2 separate regions of the Homo sapiens genome follow, and region 2 is linked to region 1. The links are chromatin contacts, found by Hi-C or POLR2A ChIA-PET in ENCODE. All regions are on one chromosome and are shown on one strand. Each heading gives the region's core, a stretch centred on a gene start or an enhancer-like site at or near the end of the contact. The rest is flanking DNA. Distances are from core to core; before and after follow the strand shown. Region 1 has its middle 53 kb from the start of PCED1B-AS1. Region 2 holds the start of LINC02416 (long intergenic non-protein coding RNA 2416).

Region 1 (7,307 bases), core at 2,279-4,778:
CTTTCCTCCCTTCCTTCCTTCATTCAGATGGGGTCTCACTCTGTTGCCCAGGCTAGAGTGCAGTGGCACTATTACAGCTCGCTGAAGCCTCAACTCCCCAGGCTCAAGCAATCCTCCCACCTCAGCCTCCTGAGTGAGTAGCTGAGGCTGCACGTGTGTGCCACAACAACCAGCTAATAAGAAAGCGTTTCCAACTGTTTTTTTGTCTTCCACTCATGCCTTGCAGGAGATCCATAGAATTCCTCTTACTAATGTCACTTAAGAGTGAGAAATATAAGTCCCGGAGAGGTTAAACAACTTGCCTAAGAACAGGGAGGATGATAGTAGCAGAAGGAGTTGCTCCATTCTTTCTGGAATCCATTAACCAAAAGAAAATCCATGTTCTTTAATCATGTCACATAACAAGGAGTTTGTTGCCCATAGATAAGAGGGAGAAAGGTGGTAAACATAACAGGACAAATATTTAAAATGGCAGAAGAAAAATTAGGGTTTTAGAAACAAGAAGAAAAGGGCTAAATCGGCATTTTAAAAATAAATGGTCTTAGACTGCTGCACCAAACATGGTTGTCTTCTTTATGAGAGCTATATGATCTGCTTAGAAATTCTCTAAAACTTCATTCATTCCTTCGTCACTGGTTACTCCCATATTGGGTGCCACGCACTGGTGCTCCACAAGGATACAATAAAGAAGGAAGAAAGAGTCCACCACATTCTCAGTGGTTCCCTATCACTGAAATTTCATTATAAATGCAAGTGGCTCTAAGTCAACCTGCAGTGCTTCTGTGTAGGATTGTTATAAATGACCTCAATTCCATCAATTCCATCATGCTTGGGGCTGAAGTACATCCTCGGCAGCAGGGTCCTAATCTGTTTCTCAGTTTGGCTACTTCTTGTCCCAGAATCCTGACCCCATCGTGGTATTCAAATACAACTGAAGAAATATGCCTTTTTTTTTTTTTGAGACAGAGTTTCACTTTTGTTGCTCAGGCTGGAGTGCAATGGCGTGATCTTGGCCACCTGGCTAACATGGTGAAACTCCATTTCTACTAAAAATACAAAAAAATTAGCTGGGCATGGTGGCACGTGCCTGTAATCCCAGCTACTTGGGAGGCTGATGCAGGAGAATCGCTTGAACCTGGGAGGTGGAGGTTGCAGTGAGCTGAGATTGCGCCATCGCACTCCAGCTTGGGCAACAAGAGTGAAACTCTGTCTCAAAAAAACAAAATATATATACTATATATATATATATATATAGACACGAGGTTATAGCTGAGACTTGATGCTTCTGGAGAGCGCAGTGTAGGGACAACCCTCCCCTGGTATATACGTTGAGCCCCTGAGTTATATAGAATCTGAGGCGCTCCTAGGGAGAAAAAATCTGAACCACATACATCTGAGGGGACTAGACATGTATGCTTGTGTTCAAATCATGCCAGGTGGTTCCAAAGCAGCCAGATTACAGGAAGAATGATGGGGATGACCATGGAAGAATTCTGCACGAGGGAGGAAGGTCTTGCCTTGGGAGCTAGGGATGACAGTGGTTTCAGGAATCATAAGGAAACAACTGGAAGTCAATCTTACTGACACTGAAGTACAGCAGGCCTTTACTTCCAACAGCAACATCATATGGTAGGATTCCAACTGCATGAGCAGACATTAATTTTGGTTAAAGCATCTGGCCATTGAGAATAATATTCTAGCTCAATGGCACCACTGTAGTCCTGTTAGGTGAGACAGAGTGCAGTTGGGAAGTAAGCAATAAGCAGGGCTGATCCATGGACACATGTGGGATCAACTGGCGAGTCCCAGAAATTGCTAAGGAGGGAAGCATTGTCTCACCAGCTCAGTCCACACACCCCTACCTTTAGGCCTTCTCTGTTACTATAGCATATTTAAAAAATCATAAATCCAGTTCCGAAAGAATTGATGAATAATGTTAAAGTCTCTGAAGGAGGGAGCCACAATAAATGGCACTCTTCTTGCTCACTTGCATCCTGAACAAGTTGAAGAAATAAAACAAAGGTAGAGCAAATGGGGATCACCTTTGTTACCGGCAGAGGCCAGGCTAGAAGACTAGGTTTTAGGTCTGGTGGTCAAGTGGGCTAAAATCAGACAGACTTGCCCATAGTCAGGCATTTGCTAGGCTAGAGCAGGCCTGCCCAGGCAAGACTTGCAATACAGAGAGATACTGTGCATTCTTGGAATGCCCACTCCTAATAGGAAGCAGCAAAGCTGACCCAACATGCTCAGCGATTCTTCCAAAATTACCATCCAATTACTCACTCCAGAGCCCTAGGGGTGGGATGAATAAAAGGGCTAAGGGAAACAAAACATGTGCTTGGAGAACTCCCTCGTTATAGAAACCAGGAGAGGAAAAAAGGTACGTCTCCTCTGTATTGATCAGGGTCCCATCAGGTTATTAAATAGAAGATATTAAATACGAAGAATTAATTATAAAGGTGTTAGAGGAGCTAAAATAGTCACTAGGGTAGATGAGGCATCCCAAAGATTAGCAAGTGGGAAGCCACCACCCACCCTTAAGACTGGAGAGACAAAGGAAGGATCTGGGGGTCCCTTGATAGACACTAGCATTATAACAGAAATATTCAGGCAAGAGCTGGAGCCACAGAGGAGGGCAGCTACTGCCAGATATGCCTCCCATGGCAGAAAAAGAGGACAAGAAATACTTTGGCTTCCCCTTTCCTCCCAACCTCCAATCTCCAACAGTACCTCTCGCTGGTTAAGTGAGGCTAAAACAGGTGGTCAAGAGAGCCTGGGTATCATAGCTTGCAACAGTCAGACATACAGAGCAGACACAAAGGATGGATCTGGAGGCAAACAGTCAAATAACCAGCACAACATTTAACCAGGCAGAGTTTTGTTGCAATTTTGTTTGTAGACGAAAGAGAAATTTACATATCATACACCCAAACCTTTCTAAATGTCTCATCACCACTTTTTGAAATTTCTCTCCTGCAGCAGCTGCTATGTCGTTTTGTTTGTTTGTTTTATTTTTTTGCGATGGAGTTTCACTCTTGTCGCCCAAGCTGGAGTGCAATGGCGCAATCTTGGCTCACTGCAACCTCTTCCTGTCTCAGCCTCCCAAGTAGCTGGGTTTACAGGCGCCCGCCGCCACGCCCAGCTAGTTTTTTTGTATTTTTAGTAGATACGGGGTTTCACCATGTTGGCCAGGCTGGTCTCGGACTGCTGATCTCAGGTGATCCACCTGCCTTGGCCTCGCAAAGTGCTGGGATTACAGTCATGAGCTACCGTGCCTGGCCAGCAGCTGCTATGTCTTGCTCCATCTTTCTTCCCCACCTCAGCTCTGTCTCCATTCCACTGGCTCTCTTCTGCTCCCACCATTCTCTGAATCCCCTCAACAAAAGCCTTGTCCAAAAGCCTGGGGAACTACAGTTTACTCCCTCCTCACCCTCTCTATCAACAATGACTCTCCTAGGGACTCCCTCGGTGACCACTCAGAGCTTTGAGATTAGGTAAACAGTGTTAATATGACCAACTTGGAACTTGCAGCTTAGTCAAGCCTGAGACAGTCAAGTTACCCAGATAAGGATAGACCATGCACCTACTTAAAATAACAGCATCAACAGGAGTTCTTCTGCTTCCCTTCCTGTTTCAAATTATAGCAATTGACCACTTAGTTACATTGGTTAATGCCCAAGACAAAAATGCAGCCCATCTCTTCCCCACCTGGCCTGCATATATGTTCATTTTGCATTTAGCAGAACTGAAAGGACTTCTTTCTGTTTTATTTTCTTGTAACCACAGAATTTAAATATCTACTGTTTTGTTTGTGGGCTCACAAAGAGGGTGAAAATCATTGCTATTTTATTTCAAACAAAATAAAAGATTACAGTCTTCCAATTAGAATAGGACTTAAAACATAGTAAGAATTTAAAAGCCATGTGCTGATTCATGGGAAAACATTAAGACACAGATGGGTTACACGATTTACTCAAGGTCATACCACTGAAGCAATGACTTTATTATCAGAACTATAAAGAACAACACAAATATTTACATGATTAATATTTTGTTGATAGTAATGGGGCTAGAATTAGAATATGGATTTTACGCTGCTCCAATCCCTGTCTGCTAACTCTGTTAGACTGTGTTTCCTACACACTGGAATTGCAGGATAGTTGCTGGATGTTCAGGCTGTGTGGTCGTGTAGGCATGGGTACAAATCCCAGCTCTGCCACCTGTTAGCTACGTGACCTTGGACCAGCCCCTTAACATCCCTTAGTTTTGTTTTTGGATCTAAAAAATGGGGTATGTACCTTCCGCACTAAGAGGGATAAGGGTTCAGTGAGATGATGTATGTTGTTGGGGAGGAAAAATTTTTCCTCTACTCTCTTCTTTTGCTGGGGGCGTGCAAATTAACCTAACAAAAGACAGACTAACAAAAGAGCAGACACAAAATTTTTATTAATATTTACATGCACAGGAGTTCACAAAAAAGGAGTGAAACTCAAAGAAGTGGTTAGACTCTGGTGATGGGTTGTTCTTCCCTTACTGGCACAGAGGAAACACCTTCACAAAGGCAAATTTGTGCCCTGCTTTTAGTCAGATAAGGGGAGAGGAAAGAACTCTTTCTGCATCTGTTGATTCTCAATTGCTTCCAGCTGAAAATAATCCTTACACTAAAGTGGCATATTTTGGGGTGGCATATTCTGATCCCCTTCCATGTAAAGTGCCTCAGCACCAGGTCTGATTAAAGTTAAGTGCTAAATAGCCCACTATCATTAGAAAAGTCTGTGTCCCCACCTTGTAGTAATAAAGCTCAGACACAACAGGATGTCATAGGAAGGGAATGAGGCATGTTTTTCTTTTCTCCAGTTTTTCTGCCTGGGCTTCCCTGCAAGTAAGATTATCTACATTTAAAACATATTTGATCGGCCAGGCGCGGTGGCTCACGCCTGTAATCCCAGCACTTTGGGAGGCCCAGGCGGGCAGATCACGAGGTCAGGAGATCGAGAACATCCTGGCTAACACAGTGAAACCCCATTTCTACTAAAAATACAAAAACAAAATTAGCCAAGCGTGGTGGCGGGTGCCTGTAATCCCAGCTACTCGGGAGGCTGAGGAGGGAGAATGGCGTGAACCCGGGAGGCAGAGCTTGCAATGAGCCAAGATCACGCACTGCACTCCAGCCTGGGCGACAGAGCGAGACTCCGTCTCAAACAAACAAACAAACAAAACAAAACATATTTGATTCACCTTAAATGGCTACTCATATCTGTCCTTTCCTCTGCAATGCTCTGCCTTGATCCTGGTCCAGGTTTATCTGGCATAGACTGCCCTCTGTCCAGCTCCTGTCTACCCCTCCTGGATCACAAACCAGAGAAAATGCAGAATCTTTCATGGGCTCCCTACTGCCTTCAGTGTGAAGCTCAAGTGCAAAGCCCAGCACCATCTATTCTGTACCTAACTTCTTAGTCTGAATCTCTTCACCTCTTTTCCCCAACCCCGAACTAATGGCTACCACTGACTCAGGGGAGCCTTCTCCTGCCTTCATGCCTTTGAATGGGGGGTATCGCTGCATGAAGCTCCTCTCTCCCCTTTACCCACTCAAGAGTCACTTACTCTTGGTAATATTTCTCAGTTGCCCTGCTTCACCCCTATTCTCTCATCCTGGCCAAGTTAGATGCCCTTCTGAGTCCCCTCTTCTCTACAGAATTTTAATTGTGCATTTTCTTCTTTGTCTCTGCCTTTAAGTTATGAACACTTTGAAGAAAGGACCATATTTAGTTCATCTCAGAATCCCAGTGCCCAGCACAGACCTGGCATAGGGTAGGCACTCCTTAAATACTTACTGAATGAATTATGCCATTTAGTCTGTCTGTGGTGGCACTGGAAACCCACAAGAATTTAACAGCCTCGTCTCTGTCTGAAGTTCAGGGCTTCTGTAAAGAATACGTGATGGAAAGAGGAGGTGACTAATAGTGATTCTGCAAAAATATGTAGGTAAAAGGAATGGCTGTAAATTAATGATGAAATAACCTTCCTAAGTTTCCTTGTGGAAGATATATGTTAATTCCCCAAATGTATGAGCATCTGTGTATTTTTGTGGGGAATATACAGTGTCTTTTCTAACACTGAGATGCTTGAAATGGGGTTATTTCCCTTCCAAATGAAAACCAATTAAATAAATTATATTTTTTCTGTGGTGCTTACAAAGTGTGGGAGTTGTCACCAAACATTACTAAATGTTCTAATTTAGTCATAAAAGGGCTGAAAGATGTAGCATAATTATAAGTCCAAAGTAAGTTGTTCTAAATATTTTATCATGTTCAGCATATGCTGTTAAAAAAAACCTCAGACTATAATTGTCAACATTCGATTCACAAAAAGTAAACAACAGCTGAGTATAATGGGATGATAAAGAATCTCTCCATAATTCCCGACATATGGCAAAGAGTATGTCCATTTTGAAGTGGAAGATGGTCATGTTTATCAACTGAGCCATTTTCTTTGTTTGAATCCTTCTAATCAGAAAAGTTCCCTAGAAACACTAGGAGCATTTTCCTGAGCAGATGAGGGAAATGAAAAAAAGCTGTATGGCACAGTTAGATCTCAGGCAGGAGGAATTTAGAACTCACAATGGCAATTGAAAGAGGCTGGGTAAAGAAGGCCATATATTTCTGTAAAAGCAGTCATTCCAGGGTTAGTATACATGAAAAACAAGTGCGTGCTTCGTGGGGAATGTATGGAGAAATTTCTACGTATCAGTCGTTTCTGTGAACAAGCTCTGATGGACCCAGCCAGTGTCACATCCTGCCATCATGTAGATTCATTTTAAATGCACGGACACTTAATCGTTTCTAGGGAAAGCCAGTGGGAAGCTGCTTGAAATTTCTTTTTCTTTATAAGATGTTTTGCACATGGGGGCTTTCAGCTCAAAGGAGATACTTACAAACCATTTATCTTCAGAGTGAAGCAGTAGAAGTGGGAGAGGCATCCAGGCACTGTTCTAACCAGATACTTCAAAGCTGCCCAGAAGAGAAAGGCAAAGGCAATTGCCAAAGAACAGGCTCTGCTCTTTGGCTGGCAGAGATAAGGAGCAGATACCCAGCACTGAGACAGAGGATTCTGTGAAGAAAATGCTGAGTAACAAGATTGTCCTTTTGTTTTTCTTCATGAATAATAACCGTCCACCCTAAATCCTTTTGGGAATGAACAGGGGGCTTTGGGAGCTGGTATTGAATGAATAAATTAGCAAATCATTGAACTAATTAATTAATTAATAACCACACCTAGGCAGAGAGAAATAAACAAGAGTGCTCACT
Region 2 (7,898 bases), core at 3,122-5,621, 85 kb after region 1:
ACTTTGCAGAGAAATGTGGCAAGGAGAAATGTAATCTCTTTCCTAGAAATATCTACCCAAAGAGGTAATTTATATTCAGTAAAATAGTGTCCTAGTACAGTAACAAATTAGCCTTACAGTTGATTTCCTGTTAACTTCAGACTGAAATATTCACTAGCCCTTCTGAATGCTCAGTGTCATTACAATGATGTATCCACCAGCCATGGGCAACACTCTACTCTGGGCCAGGAGTTGTCCTCAGTTTTGCATTATTCTTGCTTAATTTTAAAAGTCAAACTTACATTTATTAAGGTTAATAAAGTCCCAGAACCTCATCAATGGCTAAATAACCTTTCTCTGGAAACCACATTGTTTTTTTCAGAAGTAGTACTTCCCTTTAAGCATCTATAAACCTATTTTATTTTATAGAACATGGTATTGGCCTGCCTTTAAAAATGAGTTCCTTTTTTTTTTTTTTGAGACAGAGTCTAGCTCTGTGGCCCAGGCCCAGGGTGGTGTGCAGTGGCACGATCTCAGCTCACTGTAATCTCTGCCTCCCAGGTTCAAGCGATTATCCTGCCTCAGCCTCCTGAGTAGGTGGGATTGCGTGCACCACCATGCCAGGCTGATTTTTGTATTTTTAGTAGAGATGGGGTTTCACCATGTTGGCCAGGCTGATCTCAGACTCTAAGTTTCTATTTCTTTAACAAATGTCTTTCCAAGTACTTGAGGTACAATTTCTATGATGCTTCCAAAAAAAAAAATTAACACATATTTGTTGGGTGAATAGAGAGTATGTATCAGAGTGGGAGGAACATGAGAGTTCAACTCTCAGAAGTTCCACTTCCTGCTAGTGTATGATAACCCTCTGAGCCTCAATTTCCTTATCCTTAAAATAAAAGTAATCTCTATGTCATAAGATTGTGGTCAGGATTTTAAACAATGCATGTAAAATGCATAGTGAGAGCCAGACACTTTACAAGTGGTGATTTAGTGAATGCCAGTGAAGTGGGCTTAGTTATTTTTCTTTTCAGATTTCTTTTTGATTTAGTTGGATTTTCTTAGAGGTGAACTAGATGCTTAAAAGTAGTCATGCTTAAATTTATTCAGGCAAACTTTAACAAATTTAAGATACCGTGCCTTATACTGAAACAACAGTTTCAAGACACAGTTTGTAGCTTGAACTGGAAAGAGAATATGAAGATAAAGGACACCAGAAGGCTCTGGCACAGCTCTGGTGTCGCCGACGCTACTTAGAGCCCTAACTCCCTTACCCTCTTTCCCCAGCCTTTCAGTGCTTCACAGATGCTTGCCATTGGTCACACAGTGGCCAGAGAATGAGTGTTTGGATGATTGTCTGTCAATCCTCCATCCTGAGAAGAGAGGCAATAATTACCCCTGCCCAGATGATCCACAGCCATGGAAGGCATTCATTCCATCCTTTGGGGCAGTGATGCTTAGAAAAGCCCTCACCTGATGGCAGGCTGAAAGATCTGAATTGCAGTCCCAGTTCCGCAACCCGTCAGCTATGCAACCCCAGACACAGCAATCTGCACCATTCTGAGTCCTAAGTGTCTTCAGCAAATTAAATGAGATATCTGTGATCCTTCCAGATTTATAGCCTTTTCCATCAGGGAAGTGAAGTATATGCATGAACTTTAAAGGAATAGGGGGCTATATGCCAGCCTAAAATATCCATTCTGATTTGGGACAGGTTTCTCAGACATTTATTCTCAAGATATCCCACATTGGCTCTTTTCTCAGCTGCTAAGATCTGACCCTTGCAATAATCAGGTTTCCAGAGGTATGGAACACAACAAATTAGTAGGCCCTAGAGGGCTACTAATGGCTGTCTCCCACCTATGTAAATACACATAAATAATCACTCAGTCATCCATTCTAGAATCTTGCTAGTGTTTGCATTATACTGACTGGTGGAGCATCTCAAATCTGAAACTTGAAATGCTCCAGTGAGTATTTCTTGTCAGCGTTCAAAAGTTTCAGATTTTGGAGCATTTTGGATTTTGGATTTTTAGATTTGGGATGCTCAGCATGTATAAGAAATAAATTTTTGTTTTTGTTTTTTAATAAATTACCTAGTCTCAGGTATTCTGTTATAGAGCAGAAGCCAGGCTAAGACTGTGTTCATAATAGTGGCTCATCATTTGTTTGGCAATATATTTGTTATTAAAATATTTCACTGTGACAATACTCACTGTGATAAATTTTATTCTACAAACAACTTTCTTTAGGGTATTTTTTTACAATCTGAGGATTATACAAAACCACCTGATAAAAATAGGCGCAATAATTCTTGGGCTTTTAGTTTCAAAGTCTGTTTTCCCATCTGTTATCCAAAGTCTGGGTCGGTCTACACAACCAAAGCAAAATGTAGGATTCTGTAATTATCCTTTGACTCAGAGACAAATAGAATATCAGTAGAAAAGGGACATCTGTGCTCATCTGATTCAATACCAGTCAGAAATATGATTCTTTGAAACATCTAACAACCATAGAGGACAATCTGCTTTATTGAACCCATGAATTCAAATTCTAATCTCATCTGGAAACACCCTCACAGACACACCCCAAAGTAATGTTTAGCTAAATACCTGGCATCCGGATCCAGTCAAGTTGACACAAACAATTAACCATCAAATCCCACATCTCTAAGGCCTTCATGGCACCTAATACAAAGTAGGTGCTCAGTAAATGTTTTCTTATTGAGTGGATGAATGAATGTATTTTTATTATTTCCAGTGAAATCGTAAAGATGACTATGGATGAAGAACTACAAAGTTAGTAAAAAGTAACTGACAGACCGCTCTTAGCCTGCTAGCCTGCTGACAGATTGTACTGCTTAGGTTGATTGACAGTTACTCTCAGAGTATTAACTGTATAACTGAGAGTAACTCAAAGTAGTAACATGTCTACATATGGGGAAGACTTCACTTGAGTCTCACTGATCCTCAAAGCAGACACTCAAAATAAATGTGCTGTGAGTTTAGTTTAGATCCAGTCCAGATGCTATTTGAAGAAAGAAGGGAAAGGAAAGGAAAAGAAAGAAAGAGGGAAGGAAGGAAGGAAGGAAGGAAGAAAGGAAGGAGGGAAAGAAGGAAGGAAGGAAGTGAAGTAAGTTCAAAGTTACTTGTTTAAAAAATAAATACAAAGAAAATATTCTTTTCTGGCTGCCAATCTGTTAAAAAATTAAAAAGTAATATATAGTTTGGGGTTGTAATTATCAGGCTATTGTAATTTGCCCTAATTTTTGTACAGTTTTATTTATTTCAAATGTCCAATTTTAAGGAGAAGATAATAGACTTCAAATTATGGATAGAGAGATTGTAATAGAAATCTCTTCAGATACTAAGAAACCTGGTTTCATTTCATTCTCTTTGACATTTCATTCTCTTTGATCTTTAATATCCTTATCATTGGTCCTAAAATCCACTAGCTCTTTTTGGGTTACATGAACATTATTAACTTCAGATATTCTACAAGTCATGCATGTTGACTTGGGGTTCTGGTTTTGGCTATTATCTTATGCAGACTGGTGCCGTCTACCAGCAGCTTGGTACACACATTTTTTTCCTCACCAAAGATGGATTAAAGAAATAAAGTAGCAGAAGTTTTGTGAATAGTGGGTTTGACAGTAATGCATATACCAAGATATATGCTGGTAAAATGTATCCATCCAGCAGCCTTAATTTTTACATATAAAGTTGTCCCTTGGTATTCACGGGGGATTGGTTCCAGGACCCCCTGTGGGTACCAAAATCTGCAGATACTCAAATCCCTGATATAAGATGGTGTAGTGTTTGCATACAACCTATGCACATCCCCCATATACTTTAAATCATATCTAGATTACTTATAATGCCTAATATAATGTAAATGCTATGTAAATAGTTGTTGCATTGTGTTGGTTTTTTATTTGTTTTTTTGTTGTTGTTGTCATTTTAATTTTTTTCAGACATTTTTGGTCTATGGTTGGTTGTATTTGCAGATGCAGAATCCTCATATACAGAGGGCCAGCTGTAACTCATATGTTTTCAAGAGGATCTTCTCAATATAACAATGTGTAGCTTATGGCCAGGCACAGTGGCACACGCCTGTAATCCCAGCACTTTGAGATGCCAAGGCTGGCAGATCTCTTGAGCTCAGGAGTTTGAGACCAGCCTGCAAAACACAGTGAAACCCTGCCTCTATAAAAAATACAAAAATTAGGTGGGCATGGTAGTCTGTGAATGTAGTTCCAGCTACTTGGGAGGTTGAGGTGGAAGGATCACTTGACCCCAGGAGGTCAAGGCTGCAGTGAGTCATGAGTGTGCCACTGCACTCCAGCCTGTGCGACAGAGTGAGACTCCGTCTCAAGAAAAGAAAAGAAAAAGGAAACTGCAACGATGAACAGATCAGAATAGGCGACATGCACTGAACAAGGTAAAAAAGACAGAAAATTATCTGGAGAGGTGGCCGGAGGACACATCAAGAAGCGCCTTGTACATTGGTAAGGATTGTGGATTTTATGGTGATTAAAAGTTGCTGTGGGGTTTTTTGAGTACAGGAATGACTTAACCGGTATAATGTTTGTAAAAGGATCCATTTGGCTGCTGTGCAGAGAAATAGACAGGACAAAGTAAGTGGAGAAGCCAGGATACATACAGGAAGCTATGGTCATTGTCCTGGTGAAAGCAATCCACAACTTGGGCCTGGTAGGGACAAAGGTGAAAAGTTGCTAATTCTACATGTATTCTTTGATGGATTGGGCATGGAGAGGGAGAGAAAGGGAGTGGTCAATAAGATTCCAAAGTTTTGGGCCCAAGCAATTGAGTAAAACCGTGGTGACTTTTACTGAAATAGGAAAAACTGAGGTGGGTCAGTCTGGGGCAGGGGGAAATATGAAATTCCATTTGAGAGCTGTTAAGTTTGAGATATCTATTATATAATCAAGTGGGTATGTCAAGTAGGCATTTGTTGGTTTTTATAATTGTATTAGTCAGGGTTCTCTAGAGGGACAGAACTAATGGGATAATATATGATATATACATATATATGATATATATATATATATATCAATTGTACCCCAAACCTCAGCATCACATAATATACTCATGTAACAAACCCACACATGTATCCCTGAATCTAAAATAAAAGATGAAATTATAAAAAAAGTTATATTGAAGCGTGAAATATTGATTACAATTTTGAAGCATAAAATATATCGATTATTATCATGGTTATTACTGAGTATCAACTTGATTGGATTGAAGGATGCAAAGCACTGATCCTGCGTGAGTCTGTGAGGGTGTTGCCAAAGGAGATTAACATTTGAGTCATATATATATATATAGATATAGATATATAGATATAGATATAGATATAGTTTAGTAAGTATTAACTCACACAATCACAAGGTCCCACAATAGGCCATCTGCAGGCTGAGGAGCAAGGAAAGCCAGTCTGAGTCCCAAAGCTGAAGAACATGGAGTCTGATGTTTGAGGGCAGGAAGGGTCCAGCATGAGAGAAAGATGTAGGCTGGGAGGCTAGGCCAGTCTAGTCTTTTCATGTTTTTTTGTTGTTTTTTTTTTTTTCTGCCTGCTTTATATTATAGCCATGCTGGCAGCTGATTAGATGGTGCCCACCCAGATTAAGGGTGGGTCTGCCTTTCCCAACCCACTGACTCAAGTGTTAATCTTCTTTGGCAACACCCTCACAGACACCTGCAGGATCAGTGCTTTGCATCCTTCAATCCAATCAAGTTGACACTCAGTATTAACCATGATAATAATAAATATATTCTGTGCTTCAAAATAGTTGTAATCAATATTTGACACTTCAATATAACTTTTTTTTATAATTTCATCTTTTATTTTAGATTCGGGGATACATGTCTGGGTTTGTTACGTGGGTATATTATGTGATGCTGAGGTTTGGGGTACAAATGATCCCATCACCCAGGTATTGTTCACAGTACCCAATAGTTATTCAACCCTTGCTCCCCTTCTTCCTTCCTCCCTCTAGTAGTCCCCACTGTCTACCATTGCCATCTTTATGTCCATGAATATCCAATGTTTAGCTCCCACTTATAAGTGAGAACATGCGGTATTTGGCTTTCTGTTCCTGTGTTAATTTGCTTAGGGTAATGGCCTCCAGCTGTGTCCATGTTCCTGCAAAGAACATGATTTTGGTCTTTTTTCTGGCTGCATCAAGTAGGCATTTGGATATGAAGTCTGGTGTTCAGGAGAGTTTGGGGCTGGAGACAGAAATTTGTAAGTTATCAATATCTAAACTAGTGCTAACCAGTAGACATACGAGGCAAGTTACATATGTTTTCTAATAGCTATATGTTAAAAAGTGGAAAAAATAGGTAACATTAATTTTAGTAATGTTTTATTCAACTTAATACATCCAAAATCTCATTTTATTGTATAGTCAATATGAAAATATTATTGTGTTGTTTTACATTCTTTTTTTTATAAGTCTTTGAACTTCAGTATGAATTTTACATGTGTACCACATCTTGATTCAGACTTAATAGCCATGTGGCTAGTGGCTACTGTGTTGGACAGCACAGGTCTGGATGGTGTTTAAAGCCAATGGACTGGATATTGAGAGACAGTATAGATAGAAAAGAGAAGAAGCCCAAGAGACCCGAGGACTGAGCCCTTGGAAACTGCAGCATTTAAAAGTCAGGAAAAAGAAGAGGAGGATCCCCAATAGAAGAGAAAAAGAATAGAAATGCTGTCTTGTTAGGGGAGCAGGATATGGGTGTATGCATTTATCAAAACTGATTGAACTGCACACTTAAAATTTATGCATTTCACAATATGTAAATTATGACTCAATTTTAAAAAGCACATTCTAAAAATAGAAGAGAGAGAGAGAGAGAGAGAATCAAATGGAGAAAACAGTGAGGATGGTGTGGGGTTCCAGAAACAAGTGATCAACTACGTCAAATGCTGGTAAGAAGTCAAGTGAGATAAGGACAGAATTAACCAGAGAATGGGCAATGGAAGGTCATATGTCACCGTGGCAAAAGAAGATTTGAGAGAGGGGATGAAAGCTTGATTAGAAGTTCATTCGAGTGAGAATGGGGAAGCTTCTGGTCACAGATGGCTGATCTAACATGTGATTTTACTTCTGCTTCCCCTGAAACCTGACTAAATGACAGTAAATGGAATTTGTAATGACTTACTCACACCCCTGCCCCACTCTAACATGTACAGTTTGGAAACTGGAAAGCATCTAGGGAAGGATAAATGACTGAGATCTATGAAAGCTGAATTCCTAGTCAGCACTGGGGAAAGCAAGGAGCAATTTGTCACCATAGAACCCGCCAAAGGCTCAGAAATCTGTAATACAGGTTCAACCAAAAGTGAGGGGTGTAGGTGGGCCTGAGAACTGTTTAAAAAGCAATTTGATACCCAGATCAGGGTATCAGCAATTTGATACCCAATGTCCAGGAGGGACATTAATACAATGAAAGGAAGCTTTTGGAAGTTAAAAATATGAAAGCTGAAACAAAAATCTCAATACAAAGACTAGAAGGTAAATTGAGGAAAGTAGAGCAAAAAATCAAAGAGAAGGAAAACAGCAGAGAAAAGTAAAAAAGAAAATTAGATGATCAGTCCAAGAGGTCTAACATCTCAATGATAGGAATTACAGAAAGAGGGAACAACAACAAAAGAACATACATGAAGAAACAGTCAAAGGAAAAATTCAAGGAAATTTCCAAAGTGGAATGACAGGAATTTCTAGATTAAAAAGGCCCACCGGCCAGGTGCAGCAGCTCATGCCTATAATCCTAGCACTTTGGGAGGCCGAGGCGGGCGGATAGCCTGAGGTCAGGAGTTCCAGACCTGTCTGGCCAACATGGTGAAACTCAGTCTCTATTAAAAATACAAAAAGTTAGCTGGGT

What was found. Hi-C counts contacts between places; a loop is a spot of excess contacts on that map. ChIA-PET counts read pairs that join two places held with the same protein, here RNA polymerase II (POLR2A). Pooled maps may share reads with other maps.
Region 2: a loop to region 1 is called in a pooled map, with 8 times the contacts of the local background. The contact joins the promoter of LINC02416 here to the enhancer-like site in region 1. A Hi-C loop is called at or near these places in 5 of 168 maps with a recorded cell type or tissue (B cell, CD4-positive, alpha-beta T cell, CD8-positive, alpha-beta T cell and 1 more), 10 of 37 single-sample maps with no recorded cell type and 17 of 50 pooled maps. POLR2A ChIA-PET finds 5 or more read pairs at or near these places in 9 of 52 experiments (CD4-positive, alpha-beta T cell, PC-9, activated B cell and 5 more).

Annotation. Positions count from the first base shown.
Region 1 is chr12:47,265,548-47,272,854 of GRCh38, forward strand. No RefSeq gene overlaps it. Among named protein-coding and RNA genes, the nearest start is that of PCED1B-AS1, 53 kb to the left of the region's middle. RefSeq lists enhancers at 2,859-2,908, 5,249-6,448. Within about 2 kb of position 3,529, at least 3 of the 41 ENCODE cell types and tissues checked have a DNase peak (open chromatin) inside an H3K27ac peak, as active enhancers do; they include B cell, where a contact is called at or near this core.
Region 2 is chr12:47,349,397-47,357,294 of GRCh38, forward strand. LINC02416 (long intergenic non-protein coding RNA 2416) reads left to right here and starts at 4,372. Exons shown (of 4, transcript NR_183615.1): 1 at 4,372-4,486.